Regions from separate parts of the Homo sapiens genome. Here region 2 is linked to region 1. A link is a loop called in an ENCODE intact Hi-C map of the cell type or tissue named here. Cell type or tissue: PC-3. All regions are shown on one strand. Links, peaks and the distances in the headings refer to the core of each region. The heading gives the core; the rest is flanking DNA.

Region 1 (7,304 bases), core at 3,062-5,561:
ACATGGATACAGGGAGGGGAACATCACACACTGAGGCCTGTCAGGGGTTGGGGGGCAGGGAGAAGGAGAGCATTAGGAGAAATACCCAATATAGATGACGAGTTGATGGGTACAGCAAACCACCATGGCACATGTATACCTATGTAACAAACCTGCATGTTCTGCACATGTATCCCAGAACTTAAAGTATCATATATACATATATATATATATTTAAGAATTGCGTAAAGGTCTCTTGGCAGTGATGGGAAGTGTGGCCAGTCAGCCTGGGTATGTGTGCTTCTCAAACCACATTCAACCTGTGCATAGTAGTAGGCAAGGAGTTGGGTTGAACTTAAGTGGGGTTTTACCAGGTAAGTATGACAAAGGGATGAAGCAAGGGAGTTGAGTTAATAACCCACTTGATGGGCTTATGATGTGGAATAATTAATGCAACTATTTCTAAGCATTTTGTAAATTCTGTTCCCAAGAATATTGTTTTACCAATCAGAATAGATTAAGTTGCACTCCCTTAGAAGTAGAACTAGCCCATGACTAGCTTCATTATTGATATAAAGCACATATGTATGTATATGTGTGTGTATGTGTGTGTGTGTGTGTGTGTGTGTGTGTGTGTGTGTGTATGGAACAGGGTTAGTCTCTTATTAAATTTTTCTACTTGAGTTGGCTCTGGACCTTAAATTATGATCCCTTACCCAATGAGGCTACCAAAACCAAAGTGTAATTTTTACCATGTTATAAAATACCTCTGGAGCACATGGCTTCAGTGCTCAGATTCTTTTTTGAGTTATTTTTCCCTAAATTTTGGTTTGGTAATTCCTTAATGTATTTTTAATTCCTCAATGTTTTAAAAGAGACATTTTTATATTATATTCAGCATTTCTTGTCATTTTCAGCAGGAGGAATGCGTCCAAATAATCTAGTCGACCATTAGCAAAGTGGAAATCATGATATTTCTTCAGGAACTCTCTCATCAGCACAGATATGGAAGTAGAAAAAAATAGGCATTTTGTTTCATCGAGGACTGAGGTTTTGCCAAGTTAGAATAGTAGAAAGAGGATGTGGCAAGTCAGCTTAGGGTATTAGTACAGCAGTGTTTGAAGTCTTGAATTATAAAACATGAGAAGGATAAGAAGAGAATAAAAGTATGAGAAATGTTTGAAACATTGAAAATAGAGGGTAAAGAGAATGGAGGTTTCAGTGAGGTCAAAGGATTGGTATATCAGCAACAGCTTAGTAAGTAACCTAAATGGACAGGAAGTTGTGGTCAAAAGGAAGAAAATCTAGTTTTTTGATTTTCAAGATGGAGAAGTTTTTTGTGTCTATGGAACTATACAATGGTTGACAAGGTTATTTTGAAGATGAAAAAGCCAGAAATCTGAGATTTTGAAGTCACCCAAGATGAGGTCAGAACTAAAAGTAGAACAAAAGACCATGGCAGACCCAGAGCCTTTAGAGACTGAATGGGAATGATTATTCCAAGGGTAGATTTCAGGGACAAGGTAACAGAGAAGGTATACCAATGTCATCTGCCTCAAGACAAGAGGAATTTGCATGAAGGGGCAAGAATAATCATCTAGAATAGCTTGAAGGGATAAGGTGATGCAGATTTTACATCCAATTTTGAGGAATGTTGGAAGTAGGACAATTGTGATAAGTTATATTTAGAAAACAACCAAATAAGATTTCTAGATATGAAATGATTCTTGGCTTTCATCATGTCTCTGTGGATCCCAGGGAGACTGTAAGATTCACTTTTCTTCCTTCAATAAGCAAGAAATAAAAAGTAAGAAGAGATTCCAGAAAGTTACAGACAATTTAACATCAAAGCATTAGTTTTATTAATAGTCCAGGCAAATTTTCAATAACCTCTAACATTGAAGGATCTCTGGGTATAGATGGTATGGCAAACATGATTTAGAACAACTCTCTAGCTGTATGGTACACTATGTACCCTGAACACCACATAAAAATACTCAAAGAATTTCCACAGAAAATACCCAAGGAACCTGAGTTCACCACTAGAAACAATACAAAGCTCACAAGTACACCAGTACCTTGTAATTCAATGAGGATAAAACAGCAGAATCAAACCTACAATAGCTTCATATACTAGAATTAATTGCATAGAATTTAAAGTAAATATCCTTGATATGTTTAAAGAAGCAAAAGAGGAGATATGAAAATACAAATAAGATGACTAGGCAGATTTGAAAAAAAGCTAAATAGGACTTCTAGATCTGGAAAAAAGGAAGGAAATAGCCGGGCATGGTGGCTTACGCTTGTAATCCCAGCACTTTGGGAGGCCTAGGCAGGCAGATCACGAGGTCAGGAGATTGAGACCATCCTGGTTAACACAGTGAAACCCCATCTCTACTAAAAATATAAAAATTAGCCGGGTGTGGTGGCAGGCGCCTGTAGTCCCAGCTACTCGGAAGGCTGAGGCAGGAGAATTGCTTGAACCTGGGAGGCAGAGGTTGCAGCAAGTGAGACAAGATCACGCCACTGCACTCCAGCCTGGGCAACAGAGCAAGACTGTCAAAAAAAAAAAAAAAAAAAAAAAAAAGGAAGAAAATGACAAAGATAAGAGATGAAATAAATGAAATTGAGACTAGAAAAGCCACAGAAAAGACCAACAACACTAAACATTGGTTTTTGGAAAACAAAATTGACAAACCTTTAGTTACACTAAGAAAAAAAAGAGGGAAGACCCAAATAAAATCAGAAATAAAAAAGCCAACTGATACCACAGAAATACACAGAGTCTAAACAGACTACTATGAACAATTGTACACAAATTGGATAACCTAGAAGAAATGAATAAAGCCCTAGAAACTTACACATCTACCAAGATTGAATCACGAAGAAATAGAAAATCTTAACTGATAATAAGTAAGGAAATTGAATCAGAAAACAGATCTGTAGAAATACCCAGGATGCAGCACAGAGATCCTATGTGACGAAAAATAGAGTTAAGAAAAATGGAGACTAGAATGAGAGATTCTAAGAAATTCAACCAGAGTTTCAAGAGCAGAGAAGATATGGGGAGAGACAATATTCAGAGTTTATGGCTAATAATTGATGAAAGAACAACAAATCTCAAGCAGGAAAAATAAAAAGAAATTCACATCTAAATTTATTTGAGCAACATTAAAGAACACCAAAGACCAAGAGAAGATCTTAGCAACAGATTACCTACAATGAACTACAGCAGGGATCAGGAAACTTTTTCCCATACAGGACCAAATAGTAAATATTTTATGTTTTGCAGGTCTTAGGGTTCGCTTTTGCAGCTATTCAACTCTGCTGTTTTCATGCAGAAGAATCCACAGACAATATGCAGACAAATAACCATGTTTGTGTTCTGATAAAACTTTATTTACAGAAACAAGCAGCAAGACAGATTTTTTTGCTCAAGTCATAGTTTGCCAACCCATGAACTACAAAATAACCCCAACTTTTCAACAGCAACAAAGGCAGCCAAAGAAAAAGGTTTAGTCCTGAAGTCAAGTGGTTGTCTTCTACTACCTCCCCAAGTTCCTCATTGCCCACTCAACCTGAGCAACCCAGTGTAGCCTGAGAAACCAGCATTGAGAAGCTGCTAGTCTATCTATCTCAATGAACCTTGAACTGCAAGGCAAGCCTACTGATAAATGCAGCCTAATGACTACAGGTCTCGCCAATCAGAAAACTGCTCTCCACCTCTTCAACAATATCCTCTACTAAAGTTGCTCAATATAACCAATGTAAACAAAATATTTAACCAAGGAGCTCACTGGAGGGATCTAGAATCTGTTTTTAATCTCCCCAGCCCTCACATTACCCCCCATCCCCCAGTCAAACAGGGAAAGGTCCATGTACATATCAACATAGGCTCATCATTTTTACAATGATTACCAATATTTCATCCAAGGAGCTAAATAACAGATCAGCTTACGGAAGGATTACGGCCACAGACTTCTGTGAATACATCAAAACAATAATGCCAGGAAGATGAATATTCCTCTAGGAATGCAATTGTGGATACTAAGATGACCAGGTGAGAAAAAGGGTGTTTCTGGGGATTTCTTTTCATCTTCTCATGTTAGTGCTCAAAACAGGGCCAATAGACAGTAACAAGGACTGCAAGCAAAACTGCATCAGGCTCCAGAGACAAAACAAAAGGCAATGTTGCAAACACCAACACACCCTGACAAGCATGTTCAGGCAGGGGTCCCAGAAGTTCAGGTTAGCATTAATCGTTGTTCCTAACTGCTGTCAGTTAACTCTCCCAAGCCCTCTCCAGGCCAAGCCATCATCCTATGAAACATGTTGTCTTCCCTTATAATGCATTTTCTGTCTTGCCAGTAACAGAATCTGTGGCTTTGGTGTTCTTTTACAGAAACACTGATCAAATTACTCTAAGACCTTTTTGTGTGCTCTGGGTTACTGGGCAGAATTCCAGAAACAAATGCTTACATTATCCTCAAATAGAATACCTTACTTTCCAAGTCTTCTCAGAAGTAGCTGTTTCTCAGTCATTTTAAGCTTGGCTATTGATAAAGGTACACACACTTGACATCCCAGCCTCTGGCCGCTAGGTGACACAGGCCATTATGTAATCTCATAACCTCTAAAATAATTCCAATAAAGGTCCATTATTGCTACAGCATCCAATACTCTACAGTAGAAATGTAAACAGGTCAATTTTCTTTTAATCTAGTCCCTTCACATTGCAGGCTTCTTTCCTAACCTTAAAAGTCTATTTGTGATTTTCATTCCATTTGTTTAAGAAACTGATACCTATTCTATTATTTAAGTGCTCAGAAGAAAAAAAAAACACACATTATTTTTTTTTTCCTAATATGTTTCAGTGTTTTGCAACACTTTGAAAGTTCTTTCTAATTGCATCTAGAAAAGCTATCACTTAGAATAGGAATAAGAATAAAAGATAATTATGTAATTCATTCTAATTTTACAGTTGGGAAAATTGAGGTATATCATTTAAATGATTTGTCAGAAACTGACAATGTCAGAATTGAGTGCAGTATTCATTCTACTGATTTTCTCACTATACCATATATATCTTAACATTTGAACTGTTTTATTTGCTCTATGACCCCAGGATTTCTATAACTTTTTATTTTCCTACAAACACTACTGATTACATGCTTTGCCTGTATCTTTACAGAAAATACATAGGATTAACAGAGGCTGACAATGAATATTTATCGTGCCAATTTGACTTTCATTTGACCTTGAAGTGCCATTGTTACTTAATGTGAAGATATCAAGATGATAGCACCGCAGATGCTGCCAAATGAAAATTTTGCTGCAATGAGCTTTTTATGAAATATCGAGGCTAAGCAGAGAACCAGTTCCTCTGACTAAAATAATCTCAGTCACTCCCTTCCCTAAATCACAGTGTGGAGGCTGCTGGCACTCTGGGCTTTCCATTGCCAGCAACGACACCCTGAATGTGCTTTGCTAGGAAACATCCAAGATCAAGAGATGGTCCTTTTTACTGCAGATTGTGAGTATTCATTTCCATAGGTTTACATTCAAAACAAAGGTTTTGTTTATGTGGGTATTTTAAAATATCATGGTTTTCAACAACCTCATTTGTATGAAGGTAAAAAATATCTCACTCTGAACAGGAAAGGAAATGGTGTACTTTCCATCTAAGCAGCATGTCACTCACATCTTCGAGGTGCACTGCATTCTCTCTCCTCTGTTGCAGCCCTACTCAGCCCCCATCCTCCCTTTGGGTGGAAAACCTAACAGCCCACACTGTACCTGAACAGGAAAAGAGTTTATTATTCACTTGACACCTTTGACTTTCCACTAAGTGAGGTCAACCTAGCTTACGTTTAGAGAAAGAAAAGGAAATCACAATGAGAGATGCTCTAAGTGGGACAACTAGGATGTGCTGTGCATAAGGAATGCAACAGTACAGACGACCCGAGGTGTTTTCAGCTCTCATTGTGTCACCTGGCTGAGGCACTCTGTATCACGTGATATTTACTGAGCCGCTGGGAGAGACTGAGATCACATTTACTGTTCTACTGAGAAACTCCAAGGGCAGGCAGCTTTCTGCAGGGACAGGTTTAGGAGATAAGAGGCATGCTGCATTCCTCCATGGGTACAGAAAGCCAAAGGCTTCTCCATTCAGTAGCATGAAGCAGTGGCTGAGGTGGAAAGAGAAATATGGTCCAGCCATAGTTCAAGAAAACTCCCTGACAACGCCATGGTAACCTTTCATTCTACTGACTGCAATGGCCCCACTGTTCTGTTCCTGGCACGATGCTCAGTGCTAGCCAGGATTCATTTATCCCTATTCGGCTCAAGTTGTAGTCACATAATAGAATGCACAGTGACAAGATTTCTTGAGGCTTTCAGGTGCATTCAGCCTGGCAGGCTATGGGTTGCTACCTTTCTAGGTCCAATGGTTAAATGAAGGCACCTATTGCTTCCAGACTCTAGTAGGAAACCAAACAGATGCTATCTAGTATTAGTCACTTAGGAGACAATTAAAGATCATTTCATGGGCCAAGCGCGGTGGCTCACGCCTGTAATCCCAGCACTTTGGGAGGCCAAGGCAGGTGGATCATCTGAAGTCAGGAGTTCAAGACCAGCCCGGCCAACATGGTGAAACCCCATCTCTACTAAAAAAAAATACAAAAATTACCCAGGTGTGGTGGCGGGCACCTGTAATCCCAGCTACTAAGGAGGCTGAGGCAGGAGAATCGCTTGAACCTGGGAGGTGGAGGTTACAGTGAGCCAAGATTGTGCCACTGCATTTCAGCCTGGGCAACAAGAGTGAAACTTCATCTCAAAAAAAAAATATATATATATATACACGTATATACGCATGTGTATATATATATATACACACACACACGTGTATATATATATATATATATATATCATTTCATTCATTTATACAACCAAATATTTTAGAGTACCAGCTATGTCCCAGGCATTATACCTAGCTCTGCCTGATACAAATATAAATAAAACATAGCCTGGAGGAACTCACAGGTAAGTAAGGAAGGGAGAGAAGTATGCATATAACACAATATGGTGAGTGCACGATTAGAGATGAGTACAGGGTCTTGAGAGACAGAATGAAATGGGTAAAAATACTTCAAGGAAGTGATGCCTGGGAAAGAAAAGGGGGTGATAAATGGAAGAGCATTTCAAGCAAAAGGAAAAATATAAGCAAAGGTAAAATCATGAAGTAAAATGCTATGTGTGTGCGTGGCTTGCTAGTGCTGGAACATAAAATGTGTGTGCATCACAGTAATGGCAACCAGACAGCAGGG
Region 2 (7,304 bases), core at 2,104-4,603, 94 kb before region 1:
TGAGAGAGCTCAAGGTCAACTTAATATTAATTCTCCCCAGTTCTTTAATCTAACAGATATCAAGTTGCATTTGAATCTGGCAAAGAGATATGTATATAGGTCAGTTTAGCCTTCACAGGACAAATTTCTTGAGAAATATTCTGTATCCATCTATTTACTCTTGAGTATCATTAGGTTATTTTAAGGTGAAAATGACCAAAACTTGCCTTTTGCATAGAAAGGGAAATTCATTTCTGGTAAGCTGAAATTGCTTTGAATAATTTATAGAGAACAGAGAATTCATCAGATCTGATATCATCAGCAGCCTTGAGATTGCATTGTTCTGTAATGGGTACTATGGGAACTGGAAAGCTGGAGTTGGTTAGCATGAGAATTTCTATCCAGAATCTCGTGTAAGTTAAAGGCAGGCAACATTTAAGAAAGGAAAAGTCTGAGTTTATATAGGAAGGAACCTTTTAAAAAAATACTCTCACTGTAAAGGATATTCTGTACACCTCCCACCTGACTACTGATATTCTTTTTCTTTGTATGATTTCATTTATTTTATTTTATTGCATTTTAAGTTCCGGGATACATGTGCAGAACATGCAGGTTTGTTACATGGATGTATGTGAGGGGAGGGGTGGGAACTTAGAGGACGGGTCAATAGGTGCAGCAAACCACCATGGCACATGTAGGACTGCTGATATTCATACCACCATGGTGGAATCGGCTGGCACCAATATGCAGGGCCCCTTTCTTATAGCATCACCACCTTCTCCTCCTTTTCATCATTGAGAAGATATTGAGAATAAAAACAAAATAAAGAAATGAAGCCAAATAAAATAAAAACATATCCAAATAAAGTGATACAAGAGCTCCAATTCATTACTGGCTAACTCCCTATTCTTCTAAATGGTAGGACTCCTTCCAGTCTTTCACACATGCTGCTGAAATATGCTACCTTGAATTCCATCTTAAATTCACCAATTTCTAATCTTGAGATTTCCCCAAGATCCCATGTTTAACCTTCTTGTTCATTTAAAATGTTCTTATTGACCATCTTTTATATGTAAGGGATACAGCTAATCGTTATTCTAGAAACCAAGTTGAATGAAACAAAATTTCTGCTCTCATAATGGGTGGCTGTTGAACTTAAACTTTTAACATGGGTAGGATTTCTGCACATGTAATGTGGGGAAGAGAATTCCAGATGGAAGCAAAAGCCTGATGAAAGGCTACACAGGAGGGTGTTGGGATCCAATTAGGGAGCCAAAAGTGGGCCAGTTTGATTGTATCATGGGATATGTGGAGAAGACTAATGGAGACTTAGACTAGAAAGGTACACCAAAGCCAAATAATAAAGAACTCTACATTCAGACTTAAGAGTTGTACTTTATTTAGGGGGCAATGAAGATGCACTGAGTGATTTTTGAACACAGAAGCATAACTGAAACATAAATAAAGCTATTCTTTAGGACTGCATGGTGGTGCTGGGAGCTTGGGTTGTAAGATCAGTCAGGAGGCATTGTATTAATTCGGACAAGAGGTAAGAGGCTGAATTTGGGTGATGGTGCTAAGAATTAAGAAAATTTATCTCAGAAATATCTTAGTTGTGAATCTCCTAATCTAAACGTCTTCCTGCTATCCTGTGCTCCTTTTACCAGTCTTGAATCCTCATACCACTGTAGACACCCTCCTTTACGGTTTTTCACCAAACACTTCAGCCTGTAGATATGGAGGTTCTTAACCTGGGGTCCAAATACCCCTTAGGGTATAGTATTAAAAGTTTCTTTCAGTTGGATAGGGAGAAATATTCTCTCTTTATCACTAATATTCAACTGAAACCTAAACTTTTCTTTAATTATAAAATAGGCAGCAAACCACCATAAAGTTGGCTGTTCTGCCAAATGTTTAATAACAGGAATTGCAGATATTTTATACTACAGTTATTCATATACTGAACCACATAGTTTATATTCATCACTATTGCAAAATTAAGGTAGCGCCCAGTCCCATTACTTGATCCTATTGTTTAATATACTACTAAAGAAGCAGATGTGGCTGGGCACGGTGGCTCACACCTATAATCCCAGCACTTTGGGAGGCTGAGGCAGGCGGATCACAAGGTCAGGAGAGCAAGACCAGTCTGGCCAATATGGTGAAACCCTGCCTCTACTAAAAAAAAAAAAAATACAAAAATTTGCCAGGCATGGTGGTGGGTGCCTGTAGTCCCAACTACTCGGGAGGCTGAGGCAGGAGAATCACTTGAACCCGGGAGGTGGAGGTTGTAGTGAGCTGAGATCGCACCACTGCACTCCAGCCTAGGTAACAGAGCGAGACTCCATCTCAAAAAAAAAAAAAAAAGCAGATGCTACCATATCACAAATTTTCCCTTAATGTTAGGTAATGGTATTTTAATATAATTGGTTTGCTTTATAATCCTGAAATCTCTAGACTACCAACCACCAAGAAGCCTTGTAGAAGTCCAGGTCATCATTTGAGACAGTGGCTGAGCTCATAATTTTCTGACCATCTCCAAGTCTAGGTCTATGCCAGGAGAGATAATACCCCCGTCACGCAGTCCTGAAGACAGCCTTGCTTTGTTCATCACTCAAAGACCCGGGAAGGAAAAGTATCCCCTCACTTGCCACCTCTTGCTGGTTTCACTTTTTCCCTTGTTTTTCCTTTTCTCCTTTTTTTTTTTTTAAAAAAAACTTCTATTGTATGACCCCTCTTGGAAACACCTTCAGAATATCATTGCTTCTGTAACTAAGCACAATCTCAATATCCATTTTGTTCTAAATTTTTTCCTGGGGAGTTCCATGACAAATAAAATGTGGTACTCTTCCTGGATCTAAGTCCATTTGTTGTTGCTGTATACTAGAAGCCAATAACTTTCAAAGGTGAATGCCAACTCTCCATCAATTCACTTCCTTATAGGTGGGAGGAGGAGGTAAAAGAGGAATTTCCTGATAAGAACTAATGCTGTGTGTGGCACCTTGACCATCCAGTAATGTGGGGAGAGATACATGAAAGAAATGGTTGAATAAAGAATGGAAATGTAGTATTTCGGGGAACAGGGAGTGCACCAACGATGAACTCTGCCTAGGGTTAACCCTAACTGCTCCACTGTTGAGAATATTGACACATGTGCATAAAAGGATAACCTATGTTATATAACTTTTCAAAGGGCACAGACTTAGGCCATACACTGAAAATGAAAGCACAATAAATATTCTCTTTGTTGACAGTGTGAGGAAAACTAGAAAAATTTTGTTTTCATGAAGGTGCCTTCCGATTTACTTCATTTCCCATGACTAAGAGATGGCTTTGGTGATTAAGGAAAAATACTATGCAACTATGAGTACTGCAGAACTTTGTGGAGATTTCAATGTGGTTTTTTTTTTAGGTCTTTTTTTTACTTTTAACATAGACATCAAATGACTAATGAACAAATAATTAGCTAAGAAAATGTACACAAAATTTTCTACCAGTATTCTTTCACATTATTGGAAGCAGATACATCAGTGAGGTTTTGAGGCGTTATTTCTGAAAATCTGTAACTTCACATTTTCAGTAATAACCAAGAAAATAGAAGGTGAAGTTTGATCATTAAGATTACAGCCACAGATGCAAGGATATTTAGTATCACAAAAGGTAGGCTTAGAATTCAAATGACTTTCATAATTTGAAAAAGTAGTTGTGTCGGGGGACAAATATATACTAAGGGAAGAGGAGCCAAATGGATATTCATGTATGACCAAAAATGTCAAAAGGTTAGAGTGGGCCAAAAGAATCCAGGAAGCAAAAGTAAAATGGGATATGAGAAAATGCTCACTCTCTGGCAACCATGAAGTCACTGTTTCAATAGCAATAGTATCAGAGGGGCTTTGGGGTGAGAGGTGCAGGGGTCAGGATCAGGAGGGGAGAGGGAGGCTTATGGTGCCCTGTGCCCAGGGAGATGGAGCATGACTGTCATAGAATAGGTCACAATGCATACAGTGTTAGGATAACTAATGGCAGAGTAAAAAGGAAAGAAAAGAAAAGGAACTTGCCTTATTACATTTGGAAAAGAGAAAATAGAATTAGGTGTGCAGATCAATACTCTTCCATGATGATATTCAAAGAGTCCACAGCAAAAATAAGAATAAAAATAATTAAGGGCATTGTATTAAGTTGTTCATAAGCATATTATTTTCAGTTCAATCGTGTATTCTTTCTTTTGCAATTACATCCTTCCTAATTTTCTGGGATCAAATTGTCTTTTCTTTTTTAAATACAAATAATAAATGGTAGTATTTTTCTAAACATTCTTTTTTTGGAAAAGTTTTTTAAGAAAGAATTGAAAGGTGTATCCCATCTCCCCAGTTTAATTGTTTAAGAGTGGGGAGTCCAGTCCAGTGATCCCTGAGGTTGTTTATTACATATATATCTTTCAGAAAATTTTTAGCCTGCATCCCCAATATATGGCACTTTATTTATAAATTACATTCATATGCTAGTCTAATATATATTGGTATTACTAAATTTACACAAAAATATAAATTTTAAAAGATGAAATAAAGCATTTAAAACGTTATTAGAAGTTCAAAAAACCCTTCATATTGTCTCTCATTCTAAAAATATTGTAATTGAAACCAACTGATTAAACATCTCATTACTTTTTACATCTTTAACATTTTGCCAGGCAGGAATTTAAAGGCTTGGTTCAGAATTTAGTTTCTTTTCCTACATAGTTTTAATAGCTATCATAACTAAACAGTTTCCAAAGATGCAGGCATCCACATGGAAGTGCTTTATTGGCTACACTTCCTAAATCGTGGTACTCATTTTTTAATACCATCCACCAATTAAACACATTTTTGTCATTTAAATTTGGCTACTAAATTTCCATCTTCTCTGATGTCCATTCATTCAAGCAAACTAACCAAGCAGTGGTACGTTTTACTATTTCTGAGAAATGGATTCAGAATATGTTATTTGAAACATTTGAGAATTTCAAGCTCTTTAAGTGTGTAGAAATATGTTTTTATAGGTGAAACCCACTATTTATGCCAACTAAATTATTAATGATTGAAATATTCCCAAAATACTTTTTTTTATAACATGAATTTCTTTCAAAAGCAGTTCCTTTCTCATCCATTATTAAAATGTGACCTTTACCTGGAAGGGGCATATAAGTCTCCTTATTTTTTCAGCTGTCTGCTCTGTAGCACACTATGGATAGCTACTTGTTATCGCAGAAAAAGGTCAGCAAACTTGGTAGGTGAGGTTTGATTGTTTATTATTATTATTATTATTAAAGAAAGCAATGTGTGTGTGATTCATCTTTAAGTTTGACATTCCTGTAACATACCCATCAGACCTCTGTGTTGTGCAAAACATTTTTGTGATCACTGTCCCATATCAGTAGAAAGTATTGTAGGGATTTTAAAAACATAAGGTAATATAATTTCTTAATCCACTTAACAAGGCACTAACATTGCAATAATGGTGAAAGTGAACATGTGGCTGTACAGACAATACCTTCATATTGTGGGACTCATACTCTGTCCTTCAGCAGATGGAGGCCTCAGGTACAAGTTCCTAACTTGTGACTCTCTGAAATACAAACTACATGACAATGCCAGGGACATGCTATATATGAAATACTCATAAAGCTTAATTTATTATTATATTTGAGACAAAGATCTAAAAATAGAAGTTCTATAATTGCCTCCTTATAGCTCAGTCTCTGAGGTGTGCATACCATAGATATCAAAGTTTTAATCAATTTAGATAATGTGCTTTTTATTTCTAATTGATTGTCAAAGGCCAATAGTTTAAATGGCAATGTTTACTCAATAGCGTTTTCACTTGTTTTTATGAACTATTATGTAGACTGTGTATACAAATTCTTTAATTTTTCAAAGAACAAATTAAAAATAAAATGACAAAGTCTAGAAAATAACTGAATTAAAATAAGGATTTTTTTTAAAAAATTGTTAAAAAGAAATTATGAAAAAATCTTCCTCTAGAGATCTTTTTCTAAAGTATTAAGCTGCCTGAGATGAAAGGAAATCCATATTACAACATGGGATTGGAGCCAGAATTTCCTGCTGATTCATAGGACACACAGCCCTTGGCACTGTGTATCTTGAGTTTTCACAAGAAGAACTTAGGCATAGCTTTTTCTGGTTCACAAAGAAGGCCTAAATGGCATTCTCCCTAGAATTAAAAAAAAAAAAAAAAAGGATCCATTTGATTGCTGTTAATATCACTGTTATCAAAATGTTATCATTACTCAAAAGCTTGATTGAATTTAGATAAAAACTAAAATTTAATTAAGGATTACTAAGACAAGTAGCCTGAAACAAACATCTAAGGACTAAAATAATGAAAACACTAGCCTTTAACATTTAGGATATTAATTGATTTTTATGAAGCTGATAGTATAAAATTAGGGGACTATAACAAACAGCTATAAAAGTAGCCCTTTTGTAGTATATGTAAATGGAATTTGTATAATTGGGCCACATAAAATTACTAAGAAATAACAGGATGTCAAAAAATTTAAACAGTATTTTCATGTCTTCAAGGGTATATACTCCTATAGTGTGTGCACTTGGTATCATGTAACCTGTATTCAGAGTCCACTCTACTATTTGCTGGCACTGTAAATCTAAGAAGTTACTTAACACAAGCCCTAGTATATTCCATTAAGTGGGAGCTGGAATGCTTGATTCACCAGGGCATTTGAGAATGAAGTAATAAAAGGTCCTAGTCCAATTACCAGCAGTCACATGATTAACATTGGCTTCTTTGAAAAAAATGGTGGATTCTATAACTGGAAACTCCTGCCAATTTGACCCAATTATGATTCTTATAGCCAAGTTTGGATGCAGAAACCAATGACATGTAAAGCAGAGAGAGATGCTTTATGCTGACCTCCCTAAGATCCTCATGCTATCTTTTTCAATGCATAGATATTTGGTGGATGCCAAATATTTGCGAGGTATCATGGCCGGCATTGGGAATACTGTTGGTAAACAGAACAAAATGATGCCTGCTCTCATCGGGTTTATATTTTAATGAGAGATATAATAAACACATAGATAATCCACTACAGAGTATGATATGTGCTATGAAGTTCTAGGATGTAAGTGGCCAAGTTAAGGGTTCCTTCAGACAGAGGTTGAAGCAAGCAACGAGGGTGATGAGCCTAGGCAATGAGGCAGCCTCTTAGAGCTGGGAAGGGTAAGGAAATGGATTGTCTCCTAGAGCCTCCAAAAGGAGTGCACCCGTGTCACCACCTTGGTTTTAGTCCAGTGAAACTACTTGCA

The links. A loop is a pair of places that touch in the nucleus more often than their neighbours do. Peaks named below come from ENCODE experiments on the same cell type or tissue, not always from the same donor. Only the 100,000 strongest peaks of a DNase experiment are listed, where the experiment ranks them.
Region 2: it touches region 1 in a loop (2.4-fold over the local background); 2 of 110 quality-filtered maps call a loop at or near these places.

The regions. Positions count from the first base shown.
Region 1 is chr5:103,372,733-103,380,036 of GRCh38, reverse strand. No RefSeq gene overlaps it. Among named protein-coding and RNA genes, the nearest start is that of MACIR, 120 kb to the right of the region's middle. In PC-3, for the core only: a CTCF peak has its summit at 4,569 (motif pointing right); a DNase peak (open chromatin) is centred at 4,436.
Region 2 is chr5:103,465,473-103,472,776 of GRCh38, reverse strand. It overlaps the pseudogene PDZPH1P. Among named protein-coding and RNA genes, the nearest start is that of LINC02115, 73 kb to the left of the region's middle. In PC-3, for the core only: no CTCF peak of the experiment used is centred there; a DNase peak (open chromatin) is centred at 3,276; H3K4me3 peaks cover 930 bases; H3K27ac peaks cover 1,758 bases.